Linked DNA regions of Homo sapiens: region 1 is linked to region 2. The links are chromatin loops, found by intact Hi-C in ENCODE. Cell type or tissue: IMR-90. All regions are shown on one strand. Links, peaks and the distances in the headings refer to the core of each region. The heading gives the core; the rest is flanking DNA. Region 1 overlaps KPNA3 (karyopherin subunit alpha 3). Region 2 overlaps KPNA3 (karyopherin subunit alpha 3).

Evidence for each region. A loop is a pair of places that touch in the nucleus more often than their neighbours do. Peaks named below come from ENCODE experiments on the same cell type or tissue, not always from the same donor. Only the 100,000 strongest peaks of a DNase experiment are listed, where the experiment ranks them.
Region 1: it touches region 2 in a loop (2.0-fold over the local background); 3 of 110 quality-filtered maps call a loop at or near these places.

The regions. Positions count from the first base shown.
Region 1 is chr13:49,705,296-49,718,120 of GRCh38, forward strand. KPNA3 (karyopherin subunit alpha 3) reads right to left here. Exons shown (of 17, transcript NM_002267.4): 11 at 5,596-5,727; 12 at 4,277-4,405; 13 at 973-1,077; 14 at 803-874; 15 at 326-488. Among named protein-coding and RNA genes, the nearest start is that of EBPL, 20 kb to the left of the region's middle. In IMR-90, for the core only: no CTCF peak of the experiment used is centred there; a DNase peak (open chromatin) is centred at 6,406; H3K27ac peaks cover 265 bases.
Region 2 is chr13:49,776,176-49,789,000 of GRCh38, forward strand. The region is part of intron 1 of KPNA3 (karyopherin subunit alpha 3); the gene reads right to left. Among named protein-coding and RNA genes, the nearest start is that of KPNA3, 10 kb to the right of the region's middle. In IMR-90, for the core only: no CTCF peak of the experiment used is centred there; no DNase peak of the experiment used is centred there; H3K27ac peaks cover 136 bases.

The DNA.
Region 1 (12,825 bases), core at 2,595-10,594, 71 kb before region 2:
TTGCAATGAGCTGAGATTGTGCCACTGCACTCCAGCCTGGGCGACAGAGCAAGATTCTGTCTCCAAAAAAAAAAAAAAAAGCTATGTTGTCAATCTCTAGAAGGCTATACAGTGACTTTCACAACCTGATTTTGCAAAGTATGGACTACTGTCTTCTGGAAAATCCTCTTGGAATGCAAATATAGTGAATAAAGAAAAGCAACATACTGTGATCATTTAAAAACAACGTATCCTAGTAATTTTCTGTCTAGTAAGTTGACTTTAAAGAACTTATGTTTCAGAGTTCCAGTGCTCAAATACTCTTCTTCCATCAATCCACTCTTACCTCCACATTCCTCTATTATTTCAGCTATTGTGCTTGCTTCATCACCGGCCATTATCAGAATGTTTTTTAGACCATCTAGAACCACCTGAACCACTTGAGAATCTTTCACTGACAGTAAATTACAGAACGGTGGTATTACATTCTGCTGTACAAGGTACTCAACCTAGACAACAAAAGAGAAGAAATATTTTTATTTATATAATTATCTATTTCCCAGTAGGGTGTCGTGCTACATGGAAGGCTGAGGCAGGAGGCTATCTTGAGCCCAGGAGTTGGAGGCTGTAGTGCGTTATGGTCATGCCTGTGAATAGCAACTGCACTCTAGCCTGGGCAACATAGTGAGACTCCATCTCTTAAAATAATAATAATTATCTTTTCCCCAAAAAGAACACAATACAGTCAGCAACTACGAAACATAAGAGAGCAGCATGCTTTCCAGTATTAACAATCATGACAGTTACAGGTTTTCAAACTCACCTGATCTTTTCTGCCACTTATTGTTAAGTTGCTGATTGCCCAAGCAGCTTCTTTTTGTGTTCCAAAGTCCCCCTGAAGGTTAAAAATGAGATCATAAAATGGACTCTTTATCCAAAAAGTCTTGGTTATTAACAGATTAACAGACACGGTGAACTCATAATATGACCAACCTTAGCAAGCTGATGAATTATCATAGGAATTAATCCAGCATCTATTACAGCTTGAACTTGTTGCTGGTTGCCTGCTGTTATGTTGGAAAGGAACCACACTGCTTCCTATAATTGAACAAAATATAGGGCACCTTTATTTGAAAAATAATACCTTTAATGTCTTTCTAATATATTTTATATAGACAATAACAAAATCACCTGAATTACGTTAAAGAGACTGCACCTAAAAAGTGATTAGGTATACAAAATCTTCCATTTTAAACAAGTTATAAGGAAATTTCCATTAATTATATTTGGGCTCCAATAACCTGGCATTTATCCATTCATTAATATATAGGCCTACTATAAGCTAGGCATTATTCTAGGAAATGGTGATTTTATAGAAATGAACAAAACAGAAATCTTTATTCATGGAGCTTACATGTCTGTGCATTAGCTTCCTCTAAAAGACAGAAATAAATATACAACTGAATTTCTTTTTTCTTTTCTTTTTTTTTTTGAGACGGAGTCTTGCTCTGTCGCCCAGGTTGGAGTGCAGTGGCGTGATCTCGGCTCACTGCAAGCTCCGCCTCCCGGGTTCACGCCATTCTCCTGCCTCAGTCTCCCGAGTAGCTGGGACTACAGGCACCTGTCACCACGCCCAGCTAATTTTCTTCTATTTTTAGTAGAGACGGGGTTTCACCGTGTTAGCCAGGATGGTCTCGATCTCCTGACCTCGTGATCCACCCGCCTAGGCCTCCCAAAGTGCTGAGATTACAGGCATGAGCCACCGCGCCCAGCCACTATACAACTGAATTTCTAAAACTACTTAAAAACTACTTCTAATAAAGGTGATTTCTTTTTTAATTTTAAAAAATATTTACTCACAAGATATAGTCATTCAAGTATTCCATAAAAATTAACCATCTAACTAGTCTAGCATGGGTCTATATAACATAAATATTCTAAAACTAAGGGATTTATAAGTCATAAACACGTCTGTGAGCTGTTTACAGGTTAGTATCACATGTGTATCTTCCTCTTCCACAAATGAATTTGTTTTGCCATCCAACTGTGGTAAGTTGTTAATAATTGCTGAATCTGTGTTTAGAGTACATGGGTGTTCACTATACTATTCTTGCACATTTTTTGTAGATTTAAAAAGTTTCAAACAGAAATGCTGAGGGAAGAAAATCAAGTTGGTAACTTCTACTTCCAGGGTCCTATGATAGTCTCAAAATGCAAGTAACAAATTTTCAAGGCAAAAAATTTTTGAAGTAACTAATTGCTTGCTGAAGTTGAGATGGCATTTCTATGAAATTTTCCTCTACCCCCCACGATACCCTCACTTAAAAGCATACTACATCACAGGCCGGAACCTTTCTCTGCTGACTTCTGCCCAGCTTCCTCACTTCTCAGTTGTTTCCAATTATGGAATATATTCATTTAGCTAAAAAAAAAAAAATCACCTATATTGTTAAAAATTTCTTTAGTAAAAGTAACTGGCCCAGAGTCTGAAAGTCTCTGGCTTCTTTGTCTTCACTGGAACAAATGTATCTATAAAATGTGTTTTTTGACACCATACTTTTCTATAAGAACCCAACAGTCAAATTATACTCAAGCAACTATACAAATATAGTTATGATGACGAAGAAGAAATGATCAGTTCTGCTGGGTTTGGGTGATGGTAGTATATTAGGCAGATAAAACTTTAGTAAACTAAATGTAAATTTATTTCTTTTTCTTTTTTCCTTTTTTTTTTTTTTTGAGACAGAGTCTTGCTCTGTCGCCCAGGCTGGAGTGCAGTGGCACAAACTTGGCTCACTGCAAACTCCACCTCCTGGGTTCATGCCATTCTCCTGCCTCAGCCTCCTGAGTAGTTGGGACTACAGGCGTCTGCTACCACACCCGGCTAATTTTTTGTAATTTTAGTAGAGACGGGGTTTCACTGTGTTAGCCAGGATGGTCTCAATCTCCTGACCTCGTGATCTGCCCGCCTCGGCCTCCCAAAGTGCTGGGATTACAGGCATGAGCCACCATGCCTGGCCAACTAAACGTAAATTTAAACCACAATGAGACACCACTTCACATCTACTAGGATTGTCAGTAATTTTTTTTAACAGAAAATAAACGTTGGCTAGGATGTGGAGAAATTAGAATTCTAGTAACACTGCTGGTGGGAATGTAAAACAGTGCAGCTGCAATGGAAAACGGTTTGGTGGTTCCTCAAAAAGCTAAACCCAGAATTAACATATGATCGAGCAATTCTACTTGCAGTTATATATCCAAAGAAATTGAAAGCGGGAACTCAAATAGGTATTTGTATGCCAATGTTCACTGCAGCATTCTTCGTAATAGTGAAAAGGTGGAAACAACCGAAGTGTCCATCAACAGAAGAATGTAAAAACAAAATGTGGTGTATACATACAATGGAATATTTATTCAGCCATAGAAAGAATAAAGTTCTGACACATGCTGCAAAATGAATGAACCTTGAAAACATGCTAGATGAAATAAGCCAGGCATGAAGACTTATTACATACTAGTAAGTACATATTACACAATTAATAATAAACTTGTCTATGAAGCTTGAAATCTTAAAAAGAGTAATTTTTTATGATCCTTGAATTTAGGCACCTCGTCTTTGGGTCCAAACTAATTTTGCTGGGAGATCAAAATTTTTATGATCGGTTTGTTTAAAAAAATACCAGCCCATTCAAATGGCAGATTTTGTCTGCACTTTCAAGCGGCTACTAATTTAATGATTGTTGCTATGCTCAGTCTACTTAAATAGAAACACAGGTAGTCTAAAAATGTTTTTTACTCTGTGATGACCAGGGCAGCACCTACCAGAAGCGATTAAAAGTTGAAAAAGGCTGGGCGCGGTGGCTCACGCCTGTAATCTCAGCACTTTGTGGGGCTGAAGCAGGCGGATCACAAGGTCAGGAGTTCGAGACCAGCCTGGCCAATATGGTGAAACCCCATCTCTACTAAAAATACAAAAATTAGCTGGGCGTGGTGGCGGGCACCTGTAGTCCCAGCTTCTCGGGAGGCTGAGGCAGGAGAATCGCTTGAACCCAGGAGGCAGAGGTTGCAGTGAGCCGAGATCGTGCCACTGCACTCCAGCCTAGGCAACAGACAGACTCTGTCTCAAAAAAAAAAAAAAAAAAGTTGAAGAAAAACATTTGCAGAGGTGATTTAAAATAATTCTCATCTTCGCTGCAGTGGCTTTTAAGAAAAACATACAAGTAGCAATAGAAACAAGGAGACAGTTAAAAATGAGACACAGAAAGAAATAGCATAATGAGGACATTATATGCCTTACCTTATTTATCTTCTCTTTTGGGTGTGATAAGAGATTTGGGAAGTGTGACAGGACATCACAATTGAGAACAACCTGGGTCTGCTCGTCGGTGCCAGTCACTATGTTGCCAACTGCTCTGAGGGCTGCTGTCTAGGGTGGGGATAAAATGTTTTCTATAAATTTATTTGCTTATAAGACTAATTCTATATTTTTCATAATCCTGAGAAAAAGTAAAAATGCAAGGCATAAATAACACTTATTTCATCCTTTCACAAAGCACCAAGCAGTCTGAGAGCTATTCTGAATTTTAAATAGTCTCTTGTGAAAAACTGAAACTTTATGAAAAAAAAAAATTGTGTGAAAATTGGTTGGAAAAAGATTCAAAAAATAAAAGGAAATTAAAATTTTAGAAGAAGTCCAGTTTCTTAAGGCTGGGCATGGTGGCTCATGCCTATAATCCCAGCATTTTGGGAGGCCGAGGCGGGGGGGATCACCTGAGGTCAGGAGTTTAAGACCAGCCTGGGCAACATAGTGAAACTCCATCTCTACTAGAAATACAAAAATTAGCTGGTGTGATGGTGCATGCCTGTAATCCCAGCTACTCTGAAGGCTGAGGCAGGAGAATCACTTGAACCTGAGAGGCAGAGGCTGCGGTGAGCAGAGATCGCGCCACCATACTCCAGCTTGGGCGACAGAACAAGACTCCATCTCAAAAATATATATAATATTTTAATAAACGCCTGGAATGGGCACACACTTCCACCTAGAAAGTCACTTTGGTAAAGCAGGATGAACAGATCTAATAAGTGCCTACCCCTAATTAGAGTGGGAGAGAGAAAGAAGAAATGCAATTAGGTTATTGCAATTATTTGGGGGAAAGATAGAGTCTTGAACTAAATCTGTTGTTCTAGATAGATAAGGAGAGACAGATTTGAACCTATATAAGAAGAATTGAAATGATTTTGTAATGGAATGGGAATTGCAAGGAGGAATCAAAATTTCTAGCTTAGGCCATGCTGTTCACTGAAGGTAGACAAGGAAGAAGAGCAGGTTTGTGGGAGATGATCGTTTCATTTCTGTCTAGTTAACCACGGAAAGCTTGAAGGAGTTCTTAGATGATATGTATAAAGGGTCAAGAACAATTGGCTATACAAGTGTGGAACTCAGCAAAGAAACTGGGTGAGATAAAGATTTGGAAATCAACAAAATCAGGCTCAGGGACTAGCAGAAGAAATGTGGAAGATAAGCACTTACAGATAGAATTAAAGCCTAGCTGTACAAGTTAACTGGTTATAGCAAACACAACTGTATACAAATAAGAAAAATTTAAAAATACTTACTTGAACTTTGACTTCCTGATGGCTCAGAAGGGGCACAAGAAAGGGCACAACTCCTGAATCAATAACCATCTGTATCTGTTCATTACCTCCATCTGTCAAGTATGACAGAGCCCAAACAGTGTCTACAAGAATCTACAGGAAACACAAAAGAAAAACCATTTTACATATTTGTTTGAATGCTTTACTTGTTCAACACACCTCAGGAGTAGTGACAGAAAAAGTAACCAAATTTCAAGTTTTAGCTTAGTGGCAAAAATATCTGCTTAGCTGATTAATCTATTAAGTAGAAAGTACCTTATCTTTCTTTCAGTGCCTACCTCAGATCATTCTTCACAGAAAATGAGACACAGAAGTCTGGGAAAACTTCTATTCCAACTTCTGCATTTATGTATCAGACAGATGAATTTAAAAACAGGCAGAAAAGTAATTCTCCCTGCCCTCACAAATTAGCTACCTAATAATCCCACAGAAAAACACTATTTACAAGAATGAGGCCAACACACCATACTGTTTCAAGTTCAGAAGAGAACAGAAAGGTCATCTATTTACTCTACTGGTTTTCCAACATATTTAGCAATACAATTTTTCAGGCTACTAAAGTAAACCAATAAAAGAAATGACTTGGCACTTTAACTTCATCTGGGGAAAAAACTGTTTGAAAATCTCCTGAAATGTGTCCCCAACTGAAGTATAAACCTGGAGTATAAACCATGCCCTAGGCCTATCCTAACTTTGCAACTACATAGAAGAAAACAGGCTTAGCGATCTGGTGATTCATTCAAGGTCAAAGATCTTGTATGTGGCATTGCTTGGTGTCGTCACAGAGGAATATAAGCACTGGTTGTAGCTTATGCAAAATCAAGATGTTTCCTATTAGGTCATCCAAATTGAAGACATCACATCTTTTTGCCCTAAAATAATAGCAGGCACCTGAATTCACATACCCTTCAAAAAAGGATATAGATGAATAAATAAAATAGAACTACACATATAACCCACACCCCTTCAGCATTACTAAGAGTCAGAGAACACTAAAAATTTCCATTATCTGTAAGAGGAGAAAAAATTAAATTCTAGCTTTTGTCTGGACCTCTTGCCTCAAGACTGTGTAAAAGAGAGGACAGAAGCTGGGCCTAAGAGCTGAGCCCACCTACCAGCCCATTTCCCACTCTGGAAGTGAGGAGGCCTCCCTGCTGGAGGTGTCTGCAGATGCTGGGTCTGAGAACAAAGTCTGGCTACTGCCCACCCTGGCAGTAACAGTAACTAGATTTACCTAGAAACAGGGGTCTCAAAGCATAACACCAATATGTGTAGGCTACAATGGAAAATAACCCTTCATACCAAGATCCAGGAAATTCTCAAAAGAGAAAAGACAGTCAACAGATGCCAATATTGAGATGACACACATATTGGAATTATCTGACAAGGACTTGATAAGATTTTAAAGTAACTATCATAAAAATGCACTGGTGAACAATTATGAACACATTTGAAACAAATTTAAAGTGGGAATTCTCAGCAAAAAAACCCGACATGATAGAAGGGGGAAAAAAAAATAAATGAACCCAAAGATACATCAATAGAAATCATCCAAACTGAATAACAGAAAAAAAAAAAGATTAAACAGAAATTAACTCTCAGGAACTTCCAGCACAATAACAATAGATCTAATATTTGTGTCTTCAGAGACCCTACAAGGAAAGGCGGAGCTGAAAAAAATATGAAGAAATATGTTCCAAATTTGGCAAAATAGATAAGTCTAGAATCAGATTAAAAAATGGGAGGTTGAGGCAAGAAGAGAAAATAGAATAAGCTCATGCATCATTGCACAGGTAAGAGACAGAAGTAAAAAAATATATCATTTAAAACTGTCAAAACAGATAGTAAGAGAGCATTAAAAAGGTGTAAGAATAAAGGTAACCACTAGAACAAAAATACAAACTTCCCCAAATACCAAAAGAAAATTGAGAAAGACAAAAGTATGCTTAGCAGAGAAAAAAAAAAACACAGGGACATTATTTCACAAAATGACAGTTCAAATCAATCTATCAACCTATGTGAATGGGCCTAACTAACCTATTAAAAAAAAAAAAAGATTTTCAAATTGGCCCTGGCTCTCAAAACAAAACCCAATTCCACGCTGTATACAAGAGACACACATAAAACAAAGAATTTGGAAAGGCTAAAAATAAAGGGATGAGCAAAAGTATGCCAAGTAAATGATAAAAAGAAAGCTGAGGTTGTAACCCTGTTAAAAGACGACCAGTAGAATTTAATCTAAAAAGAATTACAAAGAAAAAAGGATACTTTACAAAGTTAAATCCCACAATTTATCATGAAAATACAACAGTTATAAACATCTATTAACCAAATAGCCCTGCAATCACTGTTTTAAAGCAGAGAATAAACACACACACACACACACACACAAATATATGTAAAAACATACTAATAATAGGAGGTTTTAACATACTACTGTCATATGAGGGAAGTCAAATAGGCAAAAAATAAAGGTATAACTCTTATGAATATATATTGAACTTTATACCCTGATAATGGCAACTACAACTTGCACATGTACAAATATCATATTAGGTTCAAAGAAAACATCAATAAATTACCTAAGTCAGAAACATTATAAGCCTATCACAAGGCAAAAAACTTATACATTAATAAAATGAAAACCAAAAAGGCTTTTCTATATAGAAATTTAATAGCCTTATATTAAACAGCTCTTAGGTGAAACACACACACACACACACACACACACACACACACACACACAAAACAGAAAAACCCAACAACAAAATTTCTATTTTTCTTTTCTTTTTGAGACAGAGTCTCACTCTGTCACCCCGGCTGGGGTGTAGTAGCACAATCTTGGCTCTCTGCAATCTCTGCCTCCTAAGTTCAAGTGATTCTCCTGCCTCAGTGCCCCATGTAGCTGGGATTACAGGCGCGTGCCATCACAGTCAGCTAATTTTTGTGTTTTTAGTAGAAATGGGGTTTCACCATGTTGGCCAGGCTGGTCTCAAACTCCTGACCTCAGGTGATCCACCCGCCTCAGCCTCCCAAAGTGCTGGGATTACAGGCATGAGCCAAAACGCCTGGCCTAAACTCAACAAAATTTCTAAAAAGTTAAAACAAAAATGCCACACATCAGAATCTATGACATTTATTTAAAACAGTGATTAAAGGAAAATTCATAGCCTTAAAAATTTATACAAATTTGTCTGAACCCATAGAATGCACAACAGCAAGAGTGAGTGAACAACAGTGTAAACTACGGATTTTGGGTGATTATGATGAGTCAATGAAAAATACAAAAGTAATGAGATAAAGAATAGAAAAATCATAGATCTAACTAATAAACTGAAACCCTGGTTCTCTGAAAAAAACAAAAAACAAACAAAAAAACAACTAAGAAAAAGTCCTACCTAACTTAATTAGAAAAGAGCAGGGAGGGGGCACAAATACACAAAATCAGAAATGATAAAATAACCCTTAAAATAATAAATTAGAACAAAAAACTACCCTGCACACTTTAATGCAAGTAAACATAGATGCAATGAATAATTTACTAGAACAATAGTTTATAAAAACTGACCTTCTTTAGAAAGAGTGCTTAAACAAGCCAACTTCCATATCAAAAATAAAGAAAATTATCATGAAACTAACTCCACAAAAAAGTACCAAATCCCCAAAGGATTTAAGAGGGAAACTATCAAATCTTCAAAGGTCAGACAGACTTGATGCTATATAAATTGTTCCAGAGTACAGAAAATGAAGGAAGCATAACATTAACACCTCAACTTTAATAAAACAATAGAAGTATAAAACTTAATACATCATGATTATAGCACCATTAACTAATGGTATTAACATAATTAAATTTAATATTAATATTTGTAATTAATGTAAATTATTGCCTAATAAATTGAACAAAAGCTAAACTGCAAACCAATATCACTTACGTGAATGCTGATGTAAAAATCTGAAATAAAATATTATTAACAGAATCACATACTACATTGAGAAACTAACATATAATGATCAAGTGAGATGATTCAAAGAATGCAAGGATGGTTCAATTTTTAAAAATATCATTAATATAAGTTTTATTAATAGATTTAAGGAGAAAATAATAGAATTTTCTCTACAGACACTGAAAAATTCATTACATTTTTTCAGTGTCCTTGATAGAACACCCAAAAAAGGAATGTATAGATATTTCTCTAACATAAAACATCTATAGTTCAGACAAAATGTAGATACAATTAAAAAAAATTGATGAATTTGATTATATACAAAAAGTTCACATGGCAAAACATCATAGTCAAAGACAAAAGACAAACTAGGGAAGTATTTTAAGTATGGCAGAACTAATATCCTTAATATATAAAGAACTCTTAAAACCTAAGAAAAAGACCAAAAATCCTACAGAAAAACAGACATTAAATATGACTAGTCTGTTCGCAAAGATACAAATTAAAATGGCCCTTAAACAAATGAAATAATGTTCAACGTCATTCATAAAAAGTAAAATGCAAATTAAAACTGAGATACTGTTTCTCACCTATCAGATGAGCAAAAATTTTAAATGTGACAACACACTCTATTGGCAAGGATACTGAGAAAGTCACTTTCACTTTTGAATGCATACTGCATACACTACATAATAGATAAAGGAGTCGAAAAATGTCATTTAAAACTATCAAAACAGTAAAAAAGAAAAGATATAAGAATAAGGGCAACCACAATAAAGGCAACCACTAGAACAAGAATACAAACCTTCCCAGATACCAAGGCAAAATGGCACAACCCTTACAGCAGGGAATTTGGCAGTATGCAACGAAATTACAAATGCATTTACTCTTTGACCCAGCAATCCTGCTTCTAAGAATATACCCTGAAGATATACCTCCAATAATATGAAAACACACAATAGTCATTGGTATAATACTTTTACATTTGCAAAATTCAGGAAATGGCCTAAATGCCTATCCATAATAGTGTGTTTAAATAAACTGTGTCCACAAAACAGAATCCTGTGCAAAACAACATGATGCCTTAAGATGTTTCTCCATTACATGGTCACTACTATTAGCAGAAAACTATTTTTTTTTCTAACTAATATAATAATGAAATTGTAGACTGAGCTCAACTAATGGTTTTCAGTGGGGTCTCCATGACAATATCTCAAAGGCTGGGAGAAGATAAGCTACAGCTGGGTGTTAGGCACCCTGAAACTGCAAATACTTGTAGTCTCTAATTTTTTATTTTTAGAGATGAGGTCCCAGTATGTTGCCTAGGCTGGGCTTGAACTCCTGGGCTCAAGCGATTTTCTTGCCTTTGATCTATATTAGCCTTTGAGCTATCAACCTAAAAAAAAAATTTGACCATTTATTCTCTGGCTCCTTATCTACTACATAAAAAGGGTATGTAGTTCTTTAGACAAGACTATATGATCTAGAACCTATTAAATCTCTGCCTTATTTTTTCCCCACTATTTGTTCCACATTTTATGCTTCTATCACACTTTAATTTTATTTAATTATTTTTTTTTAACACAGCATCTCGCTCTGTTGCCCACGTGGGAGTGCAGTGGCGTGATCTCGGTTCATTGCAACCTCCACCTCCCCGACTCAAGCGATTCTCCTGCCCCAGCCTCCCAAGTAGCTGGGATTACAGGCACGCATCATGATGCCCAGCTAATTTTTGTATTTTTAGTAGAGACGGGGTTTTGCTATGTTGGCCAGGCTGGTCTCAACTCCTGACCTCAAGTGATCCACTGTCCTCAGCCTTCCAAAGTGCTAGGATTACAAATATGAGCCACCGTGCCCAGCCATCATCATACTACTTTTAAAAACTCCTTTGTTGGTTCTTCTTCCCTTGCTGCCATTCCTGAAACGCCAGGAATTCCTAAGTTACATTTTTAGCCCTCCTTCCGAAATACAGCCTCCTCCAGGTGATCTCATTCAATGCCCAGGTTTTCATCAATCCCTTAAATACTGACGAATCCAAAATCTGTATTGTCTTTTGCTTTTGGAAAATACCGCCACTGAGGAACAACAAGTTCCAAGTTCTACTCACTTTATTTCCTAACACTCAAAGTTTTTTCTCCCTTAACGATTCCTATTATTGCAATTTAGTAATAGTCCATGCCTTCATCAACTTCCCTAAACCTATTATGATAGCAAAATACATCTACCTACAGTCAAACTTTCCCTACTTCAAACCTTCCATATTTGTGTTATTTGTCTGTTACAGATAATTTTATCTGTATAAAACAAATATCATTTCTCGATTTAAAAAATCTACAATGACTCTGCAGTCATTACAAGATAAACTTAAAACTCTTTAATATAGAATCAAAAACTCATATAAAAAATTAGCAGGGAGTGGTGGCATGCACTGTAATCCCAGCTACTGGAGAGGCTGAGGCAGGAGAATTCCTTCAACTCGGGAGGCGGAGGTTGCAGTGAGCCTAGATCGCGCCACTGCACTCCAGCCTGGGTGACAGAGCAAGACTCCATCTCGGAAAAAAAAGAAAAAAAAAAAAAAAAGAATCAAAGACTCTGCAAATTAACTCCTTAGCGAACGTATTAGGTTATTATCTACATGTATTCTCTTAAACCTCCATGTATTCTTGAGTTCTTAATATCTTCCCCCGTGTTCTTGAAATGACTTTCTCTCAACCTGTGAAAATCCTATTCATCCTAGTTATATGACATGAGACAAATTACTTAAGTACCTCTGCTTCTTTTACAACGTTTGTAGATGATGGAGATAATGAGAGTACCAATCTCACAAGAATTTTGTAAGAATTAAATGGGTTAACATAGCAAAAGTGCTTAAAACAGTGCCTGGCAGATTTTAAACTCAATAAATGGTAACTATGAACACTATAATCTTTGACTCTGTCCCCACTTCTGTCTCCTTATAATGCTCGTCTCAAATGTTACTTTGTCAACGAAGCTTTCTGCTTCGCTAGCAAAATTATCTGTGCTTCCATAATAAAGCACTTTGGTCACTGCTCTATCTTACCTTTTTTCTTGTTGGCTTTCATACCATGTTTTATGTTTATGTGCTTATGGTATGATTTTTTTTTTCACTGTGAGCCTATGGATTATACTGAATATGTGATCATGGTATGAAAAAGCACAGGCCTTGGACCTGGCTTCAGTTCTCAGGTATGGCTCTCATTCATTGCATGACCTTAGAAAGATT
Region 2 (12,825 bases), core at 2,701-10,700:
AAAGTGCTGGGATTATATGCATGAGCTACCACGCCAGGCTGTACCCCTACAGAACTTTAACATCCAAGTATCAATTCTTTCTTCCAAGCAAAAACAAGGTTTCCAGAACTCAACAGATAACTGAAAACCACACTGTTGTTACCAGCCATAGTCCCTGACAGTAACTTTAAATTGCCCAAGAGCAGTGAGGAAGCATTTTAAATTATTTTCACATCTATTGAAGGATTCCAGCCAAGAGAATTTATTCTTATTATACAGGAGTAAATACGCATTTTATCATTAAATAGTATGATAATCCTAACTAGGAATTATCAGCTTATAAATTTTCTCTGTAATATCTGTGAATCTATCTGAATGCTAAGATTTTATTTAGAATCACAATTTTTATTTTCATCTTCCCCTTCCCTTTAAAAAATAGTTAATTTTTAACTACTAGTAAGTAGAATAAATAGAAAAATAACTATAAGTGAATACTTAATATGAATTAGTACACAAATTAAGTTATACAAGGATCATTCCCAAAATATTTATTGAAAAATGCTTCTATCCATTTCTGATGTTTTTCTGACCCTTGTTTAAAATACCAGATGCTGAAGTTAACTAAAATTTATTTATGCATAATCTAAAAAGACAAAAAAAGCACCTCAATAAGCATTCCCAAGTATATATTATTTCAAAACCAAGATACATATAGTCATGGAAGTAGTTTCAAATTTACAGTCAGTTCAAATTTATAAAAAGATACTAACTGTATAGTCCATTGCTCTCTGCTAGCTGAGGTTAACACTGTATAAAAGCTGGTTTCTACTTTTTCTCTACCACCCATATATGCATCTCTACAATCTGTAGCCCAATACTTAGCCAACATGATCATCCTTCTCAGTCTACTGAATTCCTTTTTTCCTGCTGATTCAAATGTTGAGGAATGCACATGCAATATCCAATCCCTCTAATTATTTCAATGCCTGTTCAGCTACCTTCCTCCATACTCTATTCAGCTTTCTACCTTTCAGTCCCTATTATTATCATTTTGCATAAAGAAAAATAACAACAGTATCTGTCTTAACACCCTCTGTAAACACCACAAAGATATGCTGAAGAGTTGGATCTGTACCCCTTTTGTGTTTCTGAAACAGGAAATGCAAAGAAAGTATACAGGTTCCAGGACCTCCTAATACCAAAATCCAAGGATGCATAAGTCCCTTTATATAAAATGGCATAGTATTTGCATATAACCTATGCACTCCTCCCACATATTTTAAAATCATCTCTAGATTACTTATAATACCTAATATTATATAAATGCCACATAAACAGTTGTTACACTATTTATTTTTTTCTTTATTTGAGACAGGGTCTCACTCTGTCACGTGGGCTGGAGTGCAGTAGTGCAGTGCTTGGTGAAGCCTTGACCTCCTCAGGTCAAACAATCCTTGTGCCTCAGCCTCCCAAGGAGCTTGGACTACAGGCACACGACAATGCACCCAGATGATTTTTTTTTTTTTTTGTATTTTTTGTAGAGGTAGGGTCTCACTTTGTTGCCCAGGCTGGTCTAGAACTCCTGGCTTCAAGCAGTCCTCCCACCTAGGCCTCTCAAAGTGCTGAGATTACGGGCATGAGCCACATGCCTGGCCCGTATTATTTTTTAGTAAAATCACTTTCCAAAATACTGCAATATGAGGAAACCTTTATTCCAAAAAGTCTACTCATAATAACTTATAAACATCTTTGGAAGTTAAAAATTAACCACATCAACCTGCTTAGCCCACATAACCCACATTAACCCACATCAACCTGCTTAGCCCACATAATCCACATTAACCCATATTGTGGTTTATGTTTTAAAAGGAGAAAAAACACTGAAACTACCATATGTCTTACCTTTTAGGCATACATGTTAAAATTTTGGCAGATGAAACATAATACTGATAGATGACGCTTCAAAATAATGCAGGGAAGAGTAGAAGTGGGTAGAGATTGTTAAATCAAGTTTAGTCTAAAGCAGTCTCCTTACATATTTGAAGTTCAGTCTAAAGGTTTCTCTGTACATAGTGAACTATAAATGTATCTAAATGGAGGTGTAAACAGACTGTAACCTACTTTTGTGCCAATCACCAAGTTTTGGCCAGTTAAAAGGGGCCAACTGTTCAAACCATGTTCAAATAAGGCAAATGCCGAGCTGTAACCAATCTGACTGTTTCTGTACCTCTGTCTATACATCTTCTTCCACCACCTGGCTGTGCTGGAGTCTCTCTGAACATACTGTGGCTCAGGAGGCTGCCCTATTCACGAATCATTCTTTGCTCAGTTGAACTCTTTAATTTGACTAAGGACTTTCTTTTAACAAGATATAAATTACACAAACGACCATAAATTATAATTGTTTTAAAATGCCACATGGGAGTTCAATATATTATTCTCTCTACTTTTACATATGTTTGAAAGTTTTATAAAAGAGAGCTTTTGTTTTTTTGTTGTTGTTTTTTCTGAGACAGTACAATCTCAGCTCACTGTGGCCTCCACCTCATGGACTAAAGAGATCCTCCCACCTCAGCCTCCCAAGCTGGGACTACGGTTGTGAACCACCATGCTTGCCTACTTTTTAAATTTTGTGTAGAGATGAGGTCTCACTGTATTGCCTAGGCTGGTCTTGAACTCCTAGTCTCAAGCAATCCTCCCTCCTCTGTCTTCCAAAGTGCTGGGATTACAGGTGTGAGCCACTGTGCCCAGCCAGAATTTTTGTTAAGTGTGTTATGATAAAACACATAATTAAAAACAAGTGATTTTTGATTTTCTGAAATCAGAAAACCTGGTTACCAACTAGATGAGTGGACAACATTCATTATTTTTCTACGCCTTAAATTTTCACATCTGTGAAAAAGGAGTTGGACTCATTAAATTCCAACGTTCCTGCTAGTTCCATTTTTTTTTTTTAACAATTCAACTGAATGACTTCCACACTTTGAATTTGGTTTAACAATTCTAACTAAAATCCAGAATGCATTCATAGCTAAATCTTATATAATTAACTGAAAATTGTTCATTACTGTTACCAAAATAACAATCTAGTACAGTACTTACCTCAGCTGGGCCTTCATTCCTATATAAATCCTATTTTGCTTACCCTGAAACACCTTTCCTTCAAGTATTACCTCTTAGACCCTTCATTCTCTATAGTTAACGTTGTCAAAGAAAATAGAGGCCACTAAGTATAATTTGTTCCAGTTTCCCTACCCCTAATGCAGCCCATCCTCATTTCTGCCTGTACTTCAAGTCCTTTCCACCTGAGGCTGCTTCAAGATCTCTCCACATCTCACACATCTCTTATATTTCTTATTCCCTTCCCCAACAACTCCCTACTTACTCTATCTAGGCTCAGTCGTTTGTTCCTTTTCTAACCAAGTCCTCAGGTCTCTTTTGCTCTGGCTTCTTCAGTTTAGCCTAGTCAACACCACCCTTCTTAACAAATAAAAAACAAACGAACAGCCTTCTTTCCACCCTACGTCTTCCTCAAGCTAACCTGTGATTCCTCCTTCCCATGACTACCAAATATTTAAATCAAAGCTCTAACTAGTCTAAATAGCTCAACTCCAACTCACTCCTTAGCTCATCATGATCTAGCTTCCAGCCTCCACCACCCTCAGTTTTCCCTTCTCACTGGCCCCCAAAGAGCAAATACAATGAATGGCTTATTGTAAGGTCTCATCATGCCTCTCCTCTCTGTAGCATTTGATACTGCAATTACTGCCCCTCCTTCAGGAAACTCTCCTCCCTAAGTTCTTATACACCATTTTCCTGCTAAGCTTCCTACAGACTCCCTCAGTACCATTTTCACCTCTTCTCCTAATATGATTTGGTTCCTCAGGGTTCTTTCCTCCCCTGCTCCTCTTTCCTTCTTATCCCTACAATCCCTCACCTATATTATCATCTTACTCTAGCCATTGCTTGAGCTATTAATCTTCACCACTGGATACGCTAGCCTAGAAGGGCCTGTGAGCAAAATCTAGACCCCCAACTGATTTCATAAATAAAGCTTTATTAGAATACAACCACACTCATTTGTTTGCCTACAGTCTATGGCTGCTTTTGCGCTCAAGACACAGGTGAATAGCTGCAATACAAGCAGAATGGCCCTCAAAGCCCTAATATTTAGGCTTTTAAAAAATATTATGGCTCTTTACAAAAAACTTGCCAACCTCTATTCTATAAGGTAAAATATGCCAAAAGATTAGTCCTAATAACTTTTTCTGCTTTTCAATCTCAGTGCCAACACTATAGTCAGGCCACCCATCTGAGACCTTGAGGGTTTTCTGTTACTCCCAAACTCCCCATCTGAGACCTTGAGGGTTTTCTGTTACTCCCAAACTCTCTTCTCATCTTCACCAATCCATCCCCTATGGTATAACCAAAGCAATGCTTCTAAATGCACAAATCTATTTCACTGTTTAAAATGTTCCCCAGCGAAAAGGTTTTTCACAATCTGGCTCTTGTCTGTCCTACCCAAATTTCAAATTACTCCACACCTGAATATTGAAAAATATTTCTTTTTTTTTTTTTTTTTTTAAGATGGAGTCTCACTCCATTGCCCAGGCTGGAGTGCAGTGGTGCAATCTCGGCTCACTGCAACCTCTGCCTCCCAGGTTCAAGCGATTCTCCTGCCTCAGCCTCTGAAGCAGCTGGGACTACAGGTGCACGCCACCACACCCGGCTAATTATTGTATTTTTAGTAGAGACAGCGTTTCACCATGTTGGCCAGGCTGGTCTCAAACTCCTGACCTCAGGTGATCCACCTGCCTCAACCTCCCAAAGTGCTGGGATTACAGGTGTAAGGCCACCGCGTCCAGCCAGAAATACTGTTACTTTAGTTCCCCAGAATCTATCACACTATCTCTTACTTCCAGGCTTGCCCAAGATTTACCATAAATACCTACACATTTTTCTACTTTCAGCTCAGGCACAATCACCTCCATGAAGCCTTCAGTGACTTACCCAGGCCAACTCAGGTGATTCTTTCCCCATGTGCCCGCTCCACTAGGTACACACTTCCATTACAGGAAATATTTACTTGCTTTCACATAATCTGCCTACTAGTCTATACATTCCTTGAGCAGGAACCCTGAGGTAGAGTAGGAAAATGGCTATTAAGGGCATGGAGTTTTAAAGTTGGAAATCTGGGACTCAGTGCCAGTTCTGCCCCTTCCTAACTGTATGTTCTTAACAAATTAAGAAGAAAATGAAGAAATGAAGAACTCATTTTCTTCCTCTGTATAATGTAAACTTTGTGAGGATTATTTAAGGTTATTCTTATAAACACAGTGCCTTACACATAGTTAAGTGCTCAACAATTACTGGTTATCATTATTTTCATTGTTTTATCCCTCACACTCAGTAAAGAATTCGAATAGCTGCTGAGTGACATAACTGAAGCAAGCTAGTTCTGCACTGTTTTCAGCTGCATACTGAATATTTTCATCTGAACAACACTTGGATCCCGAGAACTCATTATTTTTATGCCCAAACTGTTTCAATTAGAGCAATCAACTTGTTAAGGTTTGTCCAGGACTTTCTCTGTTTGAACACTGAAAGTCCTGTATACTGGGAACTACCTCAGTTCCAGGCAAACCAAGACAGTTGATCACCTTAGAGTTATGTTGCAAACAACAGCAACTGACTTGGGTAAATTTAAGAAGAAATAAAGGGAAGAGTGAATTTATTGGTAGAATGTATAGAGTAATTCACAAAACCAAGACAAAGCTGAAGAATCAAGCCTACGAAAGCAACTCCCACATATCTAGCCGGCAGGAATTAACGGATGGTTACCTTCACAGTACTTCTGTCAAGATGAATCAATTAGGTCTCAGTATCAGCTCACTCAAGATTTAAATGCCAGGGACAAATTAGCCTAATTTGTGTTAGCCAGAAAAATGTGAGGCACATTAATTAATCAGAGGCAGGAGCACCTACATTAAAAATCCCACCATAAGATAGCCAATGGCAGAAAAGTAGCTTCCAAAGGCCAAATCAGAAGGTTGTTTCCAAAAGCAGGGGGAATGGATACAATGCCCCTCATATCAGCTGCAGCTTAAACATGCCAAGCCTTTAGACTCCATGACACAGTCACTGTTATTCATACTATTTTTCTTTCTGAGTTGGCAAACTCATCCTTCAAGACCTACCTCAAGTATGACCTTCTGTGTAACCTTACTAATTTCCCCAGGTACAATCACACTTTTTCTATACTCTTATAGTACTTTACAAATTATCTACCTGTATCATAGAACTTACCACACTGTACACTAGCCATATGCTTAAGTATCAGTCTCTCCCACTAAACTGAACTTCCTTAGATCAGGGAATATTTTCATATTTATAATCTTTGGCACCTAATGATGTCTACATAGCATGTAGAAAATACTAAATAGGCTGCGCGCGGTGGCTCATGCCTGTAATCCCAGCACTTTGGGAGGCTGAGGTAGGTGAATCACTTGAGCCTAAGAGTTTGAGACCAGCTTGGACAACACGGCGAAACCCTGTCTCTACAAAAAATAAAAAAATTAGCTGGGCGTGGTGGCGTGCACCTGTCCAGCTACTTGAGAGGATCACTCGAGCCTGGGAAGTTAAGGATGCAGTGAGCCGTGATTGTGCCACTGTACTCCAGCCTGGGTGACAGAGCAAGACCCTGTCTCAAAGAAAAAAAAAAAGCTAAATAAATGTTTAATAAATCTGTTTCCCAAGTCACTAGAATATGTAAAGCATCAAATAAAAAGAAACATAGGGGCTACCACAAGTAAATATGCTGACAGTATCAAAAGAAAGCTGATAGACCAAAAGCAAGGGAAGGACAAGCCAAAAAAATTAAGAAGAGCAAAAACTCCACAAGCGTAAAAATCAAGAAGAAAATTCTGTTAATTTAACAACCTGAAGGCATCACTTATGTAAAAGCAAAACCCAATATCCATATGCATAATGGTGATTCTCAAGAACCAAGAAAACAACTAAATTATATTCTATTTAAGGCAAGTGTCAAAATAAAGTAAAATCTAGTATGTATACAACCTCCCTAACCCAGAAAACCAAGAATGATTAATTCCAAGTAAATATAGTCATGATTTATTTTACCATATTTTAACTGCTGATGTTGGCTATGCTGTAAGAAAATTTTTCTTAACAGCAAAACTGCAAGAAAGGATAGCTACATCCTCCTTATACTTTTAATATTCCTTCACCTCCACTTGAAAATGAGAATACAGTCCTCCCTCTGTATCCTCGGGGGGGTTGGCTCCAGATGCTCCCTCCCCCGAAGATACTAAAATCTGCAGATGCTCAAATCTCTTCTATAAAATGGCACAGTACAGTCAGCCCTACGAATCCACAGGTTACAAAGGGCCAGCTGTACAGCCAAACCGTATGCTAACTAAACAAAAGGTCAACTGAGGAGTGGTGTCAGTCATAGAAAGAAAATCCTACTGACTCTGAAGTTAGAAGTTCTAGATATACACTTTGTAACTCCTTTACTGGATACCAAGAAGTTACTTTTTTTTCCACTTCTTGAAATGTCATCAATTTCATGTCCCATTTCCCCCAAATAACTAAAATTCACTTCACAAACTGTTAAGTAACTTTCACATTGATGGCATTAAACTATTTGTTCTTTATCACCTGAACCCTACGATCATTCTTATTATCATTACTGAGATATATTCTAAGGTACACACTACCACCAACTGAAGTTTAAATAAATTAATAGAAGCTTAACTTGAAGCTAATCAAGACTTTAAATCAAACTTCCAGTTTAGACTGGGCTCAGTGGCTCATGGCTATAATCCCAGCATTTTGGGAGATTGAGGAGGGAGGACTGCTTGAGGACAGGAGTTCAAGACCAGCCTGGGCAACACAGCAAGACCCCATCGCTACAAAAAGTAAATAAGCTGGACATGGTAGTGTGCACCTGTAGTCCTAGCTACTCAAGACGCTGAGGCAGGAGGATCGCTTGAGCCATGATCGTGTCACTGCACTCCAGCCCAGGTAACAGCAAGATTCTGTCTCAAAAATAATGTTTAAAAATTTTTTTTTAAAAAAACTTCCAGATTACAAAAAATCTGAAGGGTGGTAAAAAAACAAATAAGAGGAACCAGTTAAGCACCACCAGAAGGAAACAGACAAACCCAGTAATTAGGACAGTCTATTAGGCTAAATATGAAATTGCCAATACTTGGCTGTTGTTACAAACCTGGAAAAAAGCAATTTCATATAGTGCAATTTAATAAAAGAAAACTGACCCGAACAAATTAGTGGCATTTTTAAATGGTTGGGAGACAACAGACTAAAGTTGGAAACAATCCAAGTATTCATCTATAGATGAATGGGTAAACAAAATGTGGTATATACATACAATAGAATGTTACTTAGCCATACAAATTAGCCTTAATCACTAATTCATTCACTATGTATATACCTTAATCTCCCAGAACTTTACCTGTCATAATAAAAAGCTTGGAGTTGATTTGGGAAGCAGTAGGAAAAGGCACTAAAAGAGTAAACATTTCAGTTCAAAAATACACATGGGAAAAATTATTGTGTCTGCGGTGCCTACGATGTATTTATTCAAGGAATATTTTAGTGCTTGCTTGGTTCTAGCCACTGTACTAAGTGGTAGGCAATGAAGATACATAGTCTGTGCCCTCAAAAAGCTCACAATCTAGTAGGAAAAATAAAATCTAATTAAAATACATTATCATAATTGCAACGAGAAAGATACACTCAGACTTCTTCCAGGAGCAAAGAATGGTACCTACCCAGAGTTGAGTATTTAAAAGTGGTAGGAATTAGCCAGGCAACAGGAGGCAGAGAAGGATATTCCAGTCAGCAAGATGGCCCTGAGAATAGAAATAGCACTGGCGAGGAGGGGCAGGCGGGATTCCAGATTATGTATAAGCATATAAGAAGTTCAGTGTTGCTAGGGCTTAAGGGGGTGGGGGAGGAAGGCTGAATCTGGAGAAATAATCAGGCATCAGGCTCACTGAAAAATCTCATAAACTAAAGGAAGAAAACCACTTTGGAGATAGTTTTTAAACAGGAAGGTGACAGGTAATAAGGCCTAAAGTAGGCTGGAGGCAGCAGAATATAGAGGCAGGGCCAAAATCCAGAGACAGCACAGAGATTCGAGCTACATAACTGGCATCTGACTGAATGTGGAAGAGGAGAAGTCCAAGAAGCCTCTCAAGTTTCAAATTCAGGTCACAGTGAGGGTGATGATGCCATAAACAGAAAAAAGAAAAAACAAAGGCAGAACATGGCTTTAAACACTTTGAGCTTGAGAAGCTAAAAAGATGCTCATGTGAATAATTTCCAGCAGATGATTTTATGAAATTTAAGTCCCCGCACATTGAAATGATGATTAAAGCCAAGGGAGTTGCTGATATGAGCAAGAAAAACAGTCTACAGATAAAAGAATCGTAGACAGAATCCCAAGCCATGCCTACTACATTCAAAGGGTAGGAAGAAGACTTACCAAAGCTGACTGAAAAAGAGTACTCCAAGAGAACCAGGAAGCAGTATATGCCCCATTAGTGAATTCATGAAAAAAAAAAAGTTTGTTTGCTATATGGCATATAGATTCCTGAAACACTTTACACTCTCCAAACTTAGGAAGAAGAGGGAAATGCACAGGATGGATGGTCGTTAAGCACCTTTAGACACTGCATATGGTTAAACAGAGCCAAGAGGCAGAACATGGGTGCATGGCCAATATGCATACTCCTGGGCTTGATCCGTTCAACTGTTTCTGTACTTTATGTTCAACTGTTGTTATTTAAGAGTGCTAAACATTAATGTGATACTAAAAATCACATATGAACCAATATGAACTTTGCCTTAACATTTTTTTATTAACCATTCAAGTATGAGCGAGTTCATGTTACAGAAATACATTATAGGAGAACAGGCTGTTCAAGGAGGGCTAGGCAACAGTATCAATGCCATGGAGTCAACACCAAAAGAAAATTAATGTCTTAGAATAATACTGAACCTTTCATTCCCAAATGTAGACTTTTTTCAGGTATATCATCTAGTCTCTCTTCTCATTAAGTTTCATGTTTCAAGTTACATCCAAGGTATCTATTCTCACTGAGCTTCTCAACAGAGCCCAAATACTTTAATAGCTATACAAACACAGAATTTGTTGTACATCACAGCAATTTATCCCAAATAGGTGAAGGAAAATTCACCTAGGAAAACACTAGAGAGGAGGAAAAGAATAGGGACTGATAGTACCAAGTATACTGTAAGTCAGGAAAGGCTCATGGAGAACTTTTAAAGTTTTTTTTTGTTTTTGGTTTTTAACTAGAATGACATGGTGTGGCAGAATTGTAATCTTGGTGTTCCAGAGATATATGAAGGAGTCTCACTGAAGAGATAGGTTGCCAGAGTGAACCCCAACTCAACAGATAGTCAAAAGAAGGCACACAGAACAGCATATACAAAGGCATGAAGAAGAAACTACTGGTTACTCAAGCATCTCCAGTACTTTATCACAGCTGGCACAAAGGAGATATAAGGAAAAGTGCAAGGTGAGGTAAAAAAGGTAAGGTCTTACAACTATGTGTGGCATGCTAAGGACTTTTATCCTGAAGTCAATGGGAAGGATCATAAACAGGAAAGTAACACAGAAAGATATGAGAAAGATCAATCCACAAGATACACTGGGGAGAGAAGATACTGAACACAGAAGAGCTAGGTACACTATTATACTTGTTCAGGCAACAAAGATAAGGGTCTAAACTAGGGGCAGAGGAAGTAAGGTTGGTAACAGGTACAAACATGAGGGTTCTTCAGATAACTAATACAAAGAAGGGTGAAGGAGGGGAAGAGAAGGGAGTCAAGGATAGAATCTTAAACTTGGACAATCAGATAGTGCCACTTAGCACTGGAGGTTCCAGAGACAGAAGCAAGTCTGGTAGAGCTAACTGAATTTTGCAGGTGAGAAAATATATATTAGCCCTGGTATCAGAAACTAAAGCATAAAGCTTAAGTGTTAAGCCCAAAGATACGGATTATCATTTTTTGGTAAAACCAACCAACTGGCTCCTTGCTGATAAGAAGGAAACTTTGCAAGAGTAAAAAGATAAAAAGGCAAATAAATCTAATAGTAAAGTTCATCAAAAATTTGCAAGGTTTTAAAGTATAGAAATAGCAATTTCTGTGATATAGTCGATATTTCTTCAATATTTTCCCCATTCACTAACTTTCAGGCGTGGTTTGTACATGTCAAGTCTTAGACTCCCTTCGGTGGAGTACAGCACAGTAAGCAAGAGTTCTAGCTTTAGCATCAAGCTTTATTTGTTTGTTTTTGAGACAGAGTTTCACTCTGTCGCCCAGACTTGAGTGCAGTGGCATGACCACAGCTCATTGTAACCTCTGCCTCCCCGGTTCAAGTGATTCTCTCGCCTCAGCCTCCCTTGTAGCTGGGATTACAGGCATGAGCCACCAGGACCGGCTAATTTTTGTATTTTTTTTTTTTTTTTGAGACGGAGTTTCGCTCTGTCGCCCAGGCTGGAGTGCAGTGGTGCGATCTTGACTCACTGCAAGCTCCGCCTCCCGGGTTCACGCCATTCTCCTGCCTCAGCCTCCCGTGTAGCTGGGACTACAGGCACGCGCCACCATGCCCGGCTAATTTTTGTATTTTTAGTAGAGACGGGGTTTCACCATGTTGGCCAGGCTGGTCTCGAACTCCTGACCTCGGGTGATCCACCTGCCTCGGCCTCCCAAAGTGCTGGGATTACAGGCGTTAGCCATTGCGCCCAGCCGCTTAGCATAAAGCTTTGATATATTGTAAGTCCAGGCTTTGCCACTTAACACCCGATGGAAGACTTAAGGCCACTTACTTAAGGGTTGTAGGCCTCAAGTTGCCTCAGCAGTAAATGGGGATAATAATAGTACTTACTTGATATAGGACTGTTGTGAAGATTAAATAGATAATCTATATAAAGTACTTAGCACTGATATACTGTAAACAATAAATGTTAAGGTTTTTAAAATAATTAATTACTGTTACTAATGAAAATGTCACACCCTTGAGGTATACAGCAGCAAGAAAATGAGTTGACCTGGATTGCAGTTACCTGAGCATTTGTTTTGTAATTATTCATTAAACAGAACATTTCTGTTTTGCACACTTTTCTATAAGTTATCTTTGAAAACAGGAAAAGTTTTTAAGAATCAATGCCTTACATGAAAAGGTCTAGCATTAAAATGCACATTCCAGGACCGGGCATGGTGACTCATGCCCCTAATCCCAACACTTTTAGAGGCCAAGGCAGGAGGATAACTTGAGCTAGCAGTTTGAAACCAGCCTGGGCAACATGGCAAAACCCCGTCTCTACAAAAAACACAAAAATTAGCCAGGTGTGGTGGCATGTGCCTGTAGTCCCAGCTACTCAAGAGGCTGAGATGGAAGGACGGCTTGAGCCTGGGAGGAGGCGAAGGTTATAGTGAGCCGAGATTGGGCCACTGCACTCCACCCTTGGCGACAGAGCCAGACCCTCTTTTTTTTTTTTTTTTTTTTTAAAAAAAAAAAGCACATTCCAGAACAAATAAAAGGAAATGTTTCCCTTTCAATATGTACTTCCTAGTTTTTGCTACAAAATGCATCCCCTACCCAAGCTCCAAATTTCTATCAGTGATGATAATTACTCCCTCCCTTCCTCCATTTATAAACCTCAGAATAACCTTTACTCCCTTTCTCTTCAGTGATCTTTATAAAGAGAATTTGAAGGAGGAGGAAGAGGGAGGAAGAACAGCATCATCAAATCCTCATTCCAGGTTGTA